2 separate regions of the Homo sapiens genome follow, and region 2 is linked to region 1. A link is an interaction called in ENCODE POLR2A ChIA-PET data of the cell type or tissue named here. Cell type or tissue: GM12878. All regions are shown on one strand. Each heading gives the region's core, and the rest is flanking DNA. Links, peaks and the distances in the headings are about the cores only.

What was found. Peaks named below come from ENCODE experiments on the same cell type or tissue, not always from the same donor. Only the 100,000 strongest peaks of a DNase experiment are listed, where the experiment ranks them.
Region 2: POLR2A ChIA-PET joins it to region 1 with 5 read pairs; 1 of 35 experiments calls an interaction of 5 or more read pairs at or near these places.

Annotation. Positions count from the first base shown.
Region 1 is chr6:137,936,971-137,942,359 of GRCh38, forward strand. No RefSeq gene overlaps it. Among named protein-coding and RNA genes, the nearest start is that of LINC02865, 5.7 kb to the right of the region's middle. In GM12878, for the core only: a CTCF peak has its summit at 3,106 (motif pointing left); a DNase peak (open chromatin) is centred at 3,231; H3K4me3 peaks cover 504 bases; H3K27ac peaks cover 3,015 bases.
Region 2 is chr6:137,632,825-137,638,213 of GRCh38, forward strand. No RefSeq gene overlaps it. Among named protein-coding and RNA genes, the nearest start is that of LINC03004, 30 kb to the right of the region's middle. RefSeq lists an enhancer at 1,576-1,685 and a silencer at 4,500-4,559. In GM12878, for the core only: no CTCF peak of the experiment used is centred there; a DNase peak (open chromatin) is centred at 4,558; H3K27ac peaks cover 1,131 bases.

The DNA of each region.
Region 1 (5,389 bases), core at 276-5,275:
GATTTGAAGTTTTCTATTTCTTTTTCTTGCCTAATAGCTCTGGCTAGGACTTCTAATGCTACCTTGAATAGAAGTGTTGACAATAAGTATCCTTATCTTATTCCTAATCTTAGAGGAAAAGCTTTCAAATTTTCACCAAAGAGTGTGATGTTATCTGTGGACTTGTCATGTATGGCATTTATTATGTTCAATATCTACATTGTTAAGAGTTTTAATCATGAAAGGATGTTGAATTTGGTCAAATGTGGGTTTTTTGCATCTATAGAGATGACTATATTATTTTTATTATAAAAATGCTATTTTTATTATTCAATCTGTTAATGTGGTGTATCGCATATATTGATTTGTGTATGTTGAGCCATCCTTGTATCTTTGGAATAAATCACACTTGATCATGGTGTATGATCTTTTAATATGCTGTTGAATATGGCTTGCTAGTATCTTATTGAGGATTTTTACATCATTGTTCATCCTGGCTTATAATTTTTTTCTTGTGATGTCTTTTTCCAGCTTTAGTATCAGGGTAATGCTGACTTGGTAAAGTTAGTTAGATGTGTTCCCTCCTCTTTAATTTTTTGGAGGAGTTTGAGAAGGATTGGCATTAATTCTTCTTTAAGAAGAATTCTTTGGTAGAATTCACCAGTGAAGACATCAGGTCCTGGATTTTTCTTCACTAAAAGGTTTTCAAATACAGATTCAATCTCCTTACTTGTTTTTTGTCTGTACAGCTTTTCTATTTACTCATAATTTAGTATTGGTAAATTGTATGTTTCTGGGAATATATCCATTTTTTCTAGATTATCCAATTGTTGGCATATAATTATTAATAGTAATCTCTTATGATTCTTTGTATTTCTGTGATATCATTGTAATATCTATCTCCTTTTTATGTAAAATTTAATTTACTTGAATTTTCTTTCTCTTTTCAATTAATTCAACTAGTTTCTCAATTTTGTTTATTATTTCCAAAAACCAACTCTAAGTATCTTTGAATTTTTCTCTTGGTTTTCTAGCCTCTATTTCACTTACTTCTGCTCTAGTCTTTATTATTTTCTTCTTTCTGCTGACTTTGGACTTAGTTTGTTCTCCTTTTTCTAGTTCCTTGAAGTGTAAGTTTAGATTATTTGAGATATGTTTCTTCCTTTATGTAGGCATTTATTACTATAAACTTCTCTCTTCAGCTCTTTCTGTTTCTGTTGGTATGTTGTGTTTCCATTTTCATTTGTCTCAAGATTTTAAAAAATATTTTCTTGGACCCATTTGTTGCTCAGGAGTATGCTGTTCAATTTTCATATATTTGTGGATTTTCCAATTTTCTTCCTATAATTGAGTTCTAGTTTCATACTATTGTAGTTAGAAAATATATCTGATAAGATTTTAATTTTCTTAGATTTGTTTTCTGGCCTAACATATAATTTATCCTAGAGACTGTTCTATGTGCACTTGAACGTGTATTCTACCGCTGTTGGGTGGAATGTTCTGTACATGTATATTAGGTCTATTTGGCCTATAACATTCTTCAAGTCTGCTGTTTTCTTTTTGATTTTCTGTCTGGATGATCTATCCATAGTTGAAAGTCAGGTACTGAAGTCCCATACTATTATTTTATTGTTGTCTATTTTTCCTTTCAGTTCTTTTAGTACTTGCTTAATATATGAATATTTAGGTGCTCCAATGTTGGGTGCATATATATGTACAATTGCTATATCCTCTTGATGAATCTGTCTCTTTATTATTATATAGTAACCTTCTTTGACGCTTGTGACGGTTTTTGACTTAAAGTATATTGTATCTCATGTAAGTATAGACACTCCTGCTCTTTTTTTGGTTACCATTTTCATGCAATATTTTTTTCCCATCTCCTTACTTTCAGCCTGCATGTGTTTTTAAAGCTAAAGTGAGTCTCTCGTATGCAGCATATAGTGAGGTCTTTTTTTTTTAATCCATCAGCCACTTTATGACTTTACATTTGAGAATTTGACCCATTTACATTTAAAGTATATTATTGATAGGCAAGAACTTATTACAGCCACTTTAATTGTTTTCTCACTGTTTTGTAGTTCCTTTGTTCCATTCTTCCTCTATTGTTGTCCTCTTTTATAATGTAATGATTTTTGGTGGTAGTTTGCTTCCTTTCTCTTTATCTTTTGTGTATCTATTACAGCTTTCTGGGGGGATGCTTACCATGAGGCTTACATAAAGTATCTTGTAGTTATAACAGCCTACTTTAAGCAGGAAACAACTCAACTTCAGCTGCATGTGGGTGTTCATTGCCACTGGACCTGCTTTACAAGAAATTCTAAAGGGAGTTCTGCAAGTTGAAATGAAAAGATGCTAAATAACAACATGAAAACATATGAAAGTATAAAGCTCACTAGAAAAGTAAGTAGTCAAATTTAGAAAAACTCTACACTTTAACTTTCCTCCTCCATATTTTACATTACTGATGTCACAATTTACCTCTATTGTATATCATGTATATTAACAAATTATTATAGCTATAGTTATTTTTAATACTTTTGTCTTTTAACTTTTACATTGGAGTTAAAAGTTATTTATGCACCTACATTACAATATCAGAGTATCCTGAATTTGACTACATTCTTATTTTACAGTGAGTTTTATACTTTCTTATGTTTTGACGTTGTTAGCTTTTTTTTGTTTGTTTCAACTTGAAGAACTCCCTATAGCATTTCTTTTTCTTTTTCTTTTTCTTTTTTTTTTTTTTTTTGAGACAGAGTCTCACTCTGTCACCCAGGCTGGAGTGCAGTGGAGCAAACTCTGCCTCCCAGGTTCATGCCATTCTCCTGCCTCAGCCTCCCGGGTAGCTGGGACTACAGGTGCCCGCCACCATGTCCAGCTAATTTTTTTTTGTATTTTTAGTAGAGATGACTGTGTTAGCCAGGTTGGTCTCAATCTCCTGACCTCGTGATCTGCCTGCCTCAGCCTCCCAAAGTGCTGGGATTATAGGCGTGAGCCACCACACCCAGCCCCCTATAGCATTTCTTATAAGACAGGATATAGCTAACATCCCCAGGTGGTCTCCTTGCTTCCTCCATCCCACCTTGCCCCCTAAACTCTAGCATCCATTATATGAGGCTGACCCCTTGTGTTCTGCTATGGGATATGTAAAGTGAAGACAAAGAATTCAAGAGGCTACGTGCAATTCCTGATGCTACCTGAAACTAACTCTGATTCAAACTCTGTAATAAGTTTTCTGGTATTTGCTTAGTATTTCCTAGTTTTGCGTAGTGCAATAGCCTGTTCAATCATCCACAAAAATTGGGTAAATGCCCTTTAACTTTTTCTGTCTTCATCAAAATGGACTATAGAACTTGAAGCTGTTGGCTTTGTGTGCTCACCAGAGAGTCATCAGTTTTACAACTGAGACATTTTAGTGGTTTAGGGGGACTCCTCCCACATCTTCTCTAAACCCTTTTTTAGAAAAGGCAACTATAGGGGAATTCTGGTTATAACACCTCCTCCACACACATGCTTCCCCCTGTACCCCTCTTCAGGAAGCTGCCCATGTACTGGATCTAAAAACCTCAGACAAGTCTGAGAACTCCTGATCCAACATGCTGCCCAGGTTTCAAAGGGTTCTTATAAATCAGATTATGGCAGAAATTTCCAGACACTTTTTGGAGTGTTTGGGCATAAACAAAATCACTAATAAATATTAGATCATCCTATAGTGTCTTTACTTTCCCAGTTGTACCTATCCTGCACTTAAAAGAAATGACCCAAGGTTTCTGGACCCAGTAAAGACACTCCTAAGACAACATGAGAAGCCAGAATCCTTTGGGAGACTTTTCAATGAAGAGAGTTCAGAAAGCAAGGAAATGACAAGTCCTAACAAGTTGTTAGGAGAAAATGTACCATAATATGAATACCAAAATAAACGATATAGTTCTACATGGAGAATTCTTGCATACATTCATATTCAGGAGATTTGGGTGGGGAATGGAGTGTTCTGTTTAATTATTAGTTAGAATATAGTTTATTCATTAGAATATTGGTTTGGCTGCAGTTACAATGAGACTCAAAATAACAGCGACTTTAAAAACACATACTTTATTTGCCTGTAATACAAAAACACAGGTTGGCAATTCAGGCTGGTAAATTAGCCCCACAATCTTGACGGTCTTCTTTTTGTCGCTCTCTCATCCTCAACAGCTGGTTTCCATCTGAAAGTCCATAATGGCTGGCTTAACTCCTATCATCCTGCCAGCTTCCCAGCCAACAAAGAGAGCACAGGGGATGAGATGGCACATCCCTTAGCTTTAAGAGCACAGCCAACAGTGTACATAGTACCTTTATTCAGAGTCCACTGGCCAGAACTGAGTCCATAGCTATAACTATCTGCAATGAGTGCTGCGAAATAGAAGCTTTAGTTGGGCAACCATAGATTCTCTTATGAGAAGAAGAGAATGGGTCCTTGAGGGCAATTATTAGTTCTTCCACAGCCTACTTTCTAAGGATTAGAATACAATATCTAGAATTAATATAGAAAGTGGTTCTATAATTAACTACCAATCCCTTCTCACCAAAGAATTGGCAAAAAGCATAGTCTGGAGTAACTCCACTTTTATTATTATGATTGCATATATTTTTTTCTTAATCTCCCTCTGTGGCCCACATGTTTTACATGCCACATTGGTCTACGAAGTTATCATCATTTCTTTACAAACATTTTACATACTTTTATACTAATTTCACATACTTTTTAGTCTCTGGGCCTAAAGTTTCTAAATATTCTAATTTAAAGGAAGACTTTTCATTGACATTTCTATAGGTATTGATAATTTTGATGTGTATTGAAGAGACCAAACAATGTGTAAACTTTAAGGAGGCAATTTGGGGAAGCAGAAATATTATCAAGTTTAGATCAGATTTTTCTTTATATCAAATCCCAGCTCAACTTTTTACTAATTACTTGCTCTTAGACCAGTTAATTTACTTTTCTGAGCCACATATTTATTGGTTTTAGGTAGGGGGTGGGCTAAAATATATCCTTGCAAGTTTATTACAAGGATTAAATGATTCATTCCATAACAAATGTCTAGCAGAGTGCCTGCTACATAGCAGATGCTTAGTAAATGGCTATCTTCTTTATACACTTGCTAACTTCTTTATACACTTCACAAAATTCCTGCCACACTCCATCTACAAGTGATCTTCCTCTTTCTCTGCTCTGCGTTGTGAAAAGTTGAAGACGGCTCTGATGTTTTGGTGAGTCAAGCACCATTTTAAAGTGGTGTACTGCCTGAAGAATTCTTTCCCAGAGTGTAGAAATCATTTGCTCTATGAAATCTTCATCATCCCTTGCAGTTCCTCCTCCAATGGTCCAGGAGAGTTGGATTTTACTATTTTCTTTTTTTGCTGTTTA
Region 2 (5,389 bases), core at 275-5,274, 300 kb before region 1:
CTGACCCCACAATTCAATTATCTCCCACTGGGTCCCTCCCACAACACATGGGAATTATGGGAGCCACAATTCAAGATGAGATTTGGGTGGGACACAGCCAAACCATATCAGAAAGTAAGTGGCAAGCTATAACATTTCCTCATTTTTGTTATTGCCAAAGACTTATGCCAGCCACAAAATTCTTTCTGACAGTACGACTGATCTAGAGCTCAAAATTGAGTCCAGATCAGCTGCCAAGAGATGTGGAAGAGATGAAAATGAAATAGAAGTATTGTTTCCTTACCTAGATAAGTGCAGGTCTTAAGCACATTCCTGAAATGAGCTATCTTTGGCCCTTGTCTAGATTACTCTTTTTTTGTTTGTTTGTTATTTGAGACGGAGTCTCGCTCTGTCGCCAGGCTAGAGTGGAATGGTGCAATCTCAACTCCTGCAACCTCTGCCTCCTGGGTTCAAGTGATTCCCCTGCCTCAGCCTCCCAAGAAGCTGGAATTACAGGCAAGTACCACCACACCTGGCTAATTTTTGTATTTTTAGTAAAGACTAGTTTTCACCATGTTGGTCAGGCAGGTGTCGAAATCCTGACCTCGTGATCTGCCTGCCTTGGTCTCCCAAAGTGCTGGGATTGCTGGCATGAGCCACCGCGCCCGGCCTAGATTACTCTTATCCTCTGTAATAGTCCATCATCAGATGCCCAGGGACTCCCTGGTACATTTGCTCTGGTCTCCCATCTCAGCAGCCCAAACCATGCTTAAAAACTACCTACCTTCTCTCCCTCCTTTTGAAAAAAAAAAAAAAAAAAACAATGACAACCAAGCCAAAAAGTATACATAATACCCTTTTCTTCATTGTGGTTTATAATAGTAATTAATGATTATTTATTTATTTTTATTTGTACAAATGTATAGAGTGCATGAGAAATTGTGTTATGTGTATATATTGTGTAGTGATGAAGTCAGGGCATTCAGAGAGTCCACCACTTGAGTACAATACTTTCTTGTTAAGTATAGTCACCCTGCTCTGACCAAACATTGAATTGATTCCATCTTACTGTATGTTTGTATCTTTTAACCTATCTCTCTTTATATTCCCCTCTCCCCGCTACTCATCTTTCCCAGTCTCTGTTATCCATTATTCCACTCTCTACTTCCAGGTGATCAAATTTTTAGCTCCCACATATAACTGAGAACACGTGATATTTTTCTTTCTGTGCCTGGTTTATTTCACTTAAGATAATGACCTCCAGTTCCATCCGTGTTGCTGCAAGTGATACAATTTTATTCTTTTTATGGCTGAATGGTATTCCATTGTGTATATACATATACCACATTTACTTTATCCATTTATCCATTGACGAACACTTAGGTTGATTCTATACCTTTACTATAGTGCATAGTGCTGCCATAAACATGCAAGTGCAGGCATCCCTTTGATTTTTTTTTTTTTTTTTGAGACAGTCTCACTTTGTCACCCAGGCTGGAATGCAGTGACTCGATCACTGCAACCTCTGCCTCCGGGGTTCAAGCAATTCTCATATCTCAGCCACCCACGTAGCCGGAATTACAGGTGCGTGCCACCACGCCTGACTAATTTTTTTGTATTTTTAGTACAGACGGGGTTTCACCATGTTGGCCAGGCTGGTCTCAAACTCCAGGCTTCAAATGTCCTGCTTACCTCGGCCTCTCAAAGTGCTGGGATTACAGGTGTGAGCCACTGCACCCGGCCAATATATTATTTTTTATTGAGTGCTTACTATGACCAATTTCTGTTCTAAATACTTTTGAATAAATTCATCCAATCCAGACAGTAATTCCAGGTGATAAATTCTACCATAATATCCATTTTACAGATGGGAAAACTGAGTTAGAGAGGTTAGATGGTTTGCCCAGGGTTACATAGCCACTAAATGATAGAGAAGATTTTAAGAGCCCAACTCTAGTTAATGATCTTAGATACTACACTAGATTCCACGCGGCTTAGGCAAGAGCTAACAGTTAAAGCAACCAGATTTAACCAATTCACACTTACGTGTGAGTGATTGATAGTCATTAACCTTCCCTGAGAAATTTGCGCTTGTAGTTTTTAAATTATTTCTTTTTTCTTTTGACAATTTTGTTTTTTAAATGTTTAACATTTTAAAATTATTCTTTTTGTAGAAATTTAGCACTTTAAAATGATGTCTGTGAACCAGAGGAATCTCAATCAAAGCATTTTTATGAAGCACCTACTATGTACTGGCCTTATGCTAGGTAATGGGCATCCAAAGATGAACCAATCACAAGCCTGATTGCTGCTTTGGTTATAGGCACAGGTCTTTGGTCATAATTGTGTTTGAATCCCAGTCCTGCCACTTATAAGCAACCTATTTTACATGGCCTTTTTCTTCCGCCTGCAAAATGGGATAAAACAATAACTTTTTTGGGTGGATTTGATTAAATAATGTCTGTAACGTATTTAGCCAGCAAGCCAGCACACAGTAAATACTCAATATATGGTAGCTATTATTTTGAACTTTCTTCCTGCAGACATGCAAACAAAAATTACAAAGTAAGATAATGACCTCCTCTATAAATGCTGTAGTGGGAGTGTCCAGTGAAAAGTGGTGGTATGCTAGGGTGCTCTTCAAACTGTGCCTTACAGAGTTTTGAGGCACAGGCAGTCACAGGCATGCCTCTAGGGCCCAGGGTGGGCTCGGGGTGTGGAGAGGGGAAATGACACCCCACCGTTCCTGCCACCTCTGCTTTCCTTTCAACAAAAATAGAGCCAGTTTTGTCCCGTGTGTTTGTTAATATTGGTCTTTCCTGTCATGTCTCATTCAAGAATGGATTCTGCCTAAAATCCCCCTTGAGACTGAGAATCCTAAACTCAACTTTCTAATCATTTCTCTGGAGGTCCTTGCGTAAGTAAGTCTCTTACCTTCCTTCACTTCACTTTCCTCTTATGAAATGAGGTAATATATTTCTTCTGACTGATTATTATTGTTCCTTCCAGGTATAAAATTCTGCAAGTTTTGGGGCATGTCGGGAAAAAAGATATGTGGATATGCTACCCCAAGTTAACGTTGTCCCCTAGAGACACCTCCCCGAGTCAAACACATTTGCTGGTGTGTTGATTTGTTTCTTTATTTGTGCCATCTTTCTCCACATCTGAACTTAGAGACTCTCAGAAGATTCCTGGCTTTCCACAATAGCTTTCGAGGCAGTGGGGCAGCCCAGTAGGGTTCTGGGATGTAGGTTCTGGCAGGCATTCTACACATTGGTCAACTCCAATGCAAGTAATTTTAGCTGGAAAGTAGCTTTCTCCAATCAGAATTACCTCACTAAGGTCCTCTGCAGACCAGCTGCTGAGTTCATTACAACCCCTGAGTTCAAGGTAAGGGGACACTAGAAGTTACCATTGACCCTTGACAACTTCCCTTGCAGTGGAAAATTCATGTATGACTTTTGACTTCCCCCAGAACTTAACTACTAATAGCCTACTATTGTCCAGATGTCCTACCTATAACAGTCAATTGACACATATTTTGTGTTTTATGACTTATATACTGTATTCTTACAATAAAGTAAGCTAGAGAAAAAAAATATTGTTAAGAAAATCATAAGGAAGAGAAAATATATTTACTATGTATTAAGTGCCATGTCGATCATCATAAAGGTCTTCATACTCATCATTTTCATGTTGAGTGGACTGAGGAGGAGGAGAAAGAGGAGGGGTTGTTCTGGTTGCCTCAAAGGTGGCAGAGGTGGAAGAAAATCTGAGTATAAGTGCACCCATGCAGTTTAAATCTGTGTTATTTGAAGGTCAACTGTATTTTTTAAAATTGTGGTAAAAACACATAACATAAAATTTATCATCCTAACCATTTTAAATGTACAATTTAGTAGTGTAAAGTATATTCACATTGTTATACAACAGGTCTCCAGAACCTTTCCATCTTGCAAAACTGAAACTACACTCATTGAACACCAACTGTCCATTTCCCCCTCCCCCAGCCTCTGGCAACCACCATTCTCCTTTCCTAATGTTCATCCATGTTGCAGCATATAACAGAATTTCCTTCTTTTTTAAGGCTGAATAATGTGCTATTGTGTGTATATACCATATTTTTTTTTATCCATTCATCTGTTGATGGACATTTGGGTTGTTTCCACATCTTGACTATTGTGAATAGTGCTGCAATGAACACGGGTGTGCAAATATCTCTTTGAGATCCAGCTTTGCATTCTTTTGAATATATACCTGGGATTGCTGGATCACATGGTAATTCTATTGCATCTATTTTCAGTGCTCTTCTGCCACAGGCTGCCAAGAAAACTTAGGAAAAACTCACAGGTCACATTTGAGAGCTTTCATGCTGCTTAGAGCTTCCTGGTTTGATTCCATCCGAGTCTATGAGGAAATGGCTGCTCTGGGAAGAAGCAGGAGTTAATTCAAGTCTGGAGAATGCCTGCTTTTTTGAAATCCCCAGCATGCTACATGTGATATGGGCTTATAAGAACCACATGCTTTCTCATGCTCCTTTGGCTCAACCTCAGAGGCATTCTAGAGTTGGCCCTTGCAGCTAGAAACCACAAGAATGTCAATGATGCAATTTAAAATATGCCAGTTCCCACTCCACTGGTCTGTAAACTAAATAAATTGCACAAAAACCCCTACAGTCTCACCTCCTTTATCAGAGGAAATTATTGAGAAGGTTTCAGTGATTTAGAAAATATTCAAGCATAGCTTCTTAAACATCAAGTAGCAGCATTATATGGAGTTGGTTTTGTTTAATAGTTTATTCACAACACTCAGTAATTGAACCACTAGGTACCATGGTGACAGAAATGAAGGTAGATGGATGGGAGTTATAGAAAGACAATGGGTCCCCTGTCTTTAATGTTAATTAGTTGGCCCCTGCCATATATTCCATCTGTTCACATACTGTGACCTCAACATACATGCTGCATGAAGAAAAAAAACTCAAAATATATATTAAACAATTATTAAGTTGGAAGTTTTAGAAATTGACCTAGGAGGTTGATATTTATAAAATATTTTTCCTGCCTTTTGAAAATTAAATGAAGATATAAAATTTACCATTAAAGAGAGGATATTTCAATTTCTTTGCTGTTAACTAACTATCATTTGCACTTTACAGGAGAATCAATTATGGACAATTACCAGTCAGTTGTTGGCCAATCAGATATTTTGATCCATGATTTGCTCCAGGCACCATTGTGGATTTAGATGTGAAGACAGTCCTGGGATTTCAATTTCTTCAGATGCTAGTGGTGTTTCTTGTAATTGTCAAAGCAGTGAACCAATCAAAGCACCTGAATTGAGTTAGGTTACTGTATAGGGTATGGGTTTTAAAATTGACCTTTTACCTCTATAAAGTCAAGGTCTTGCA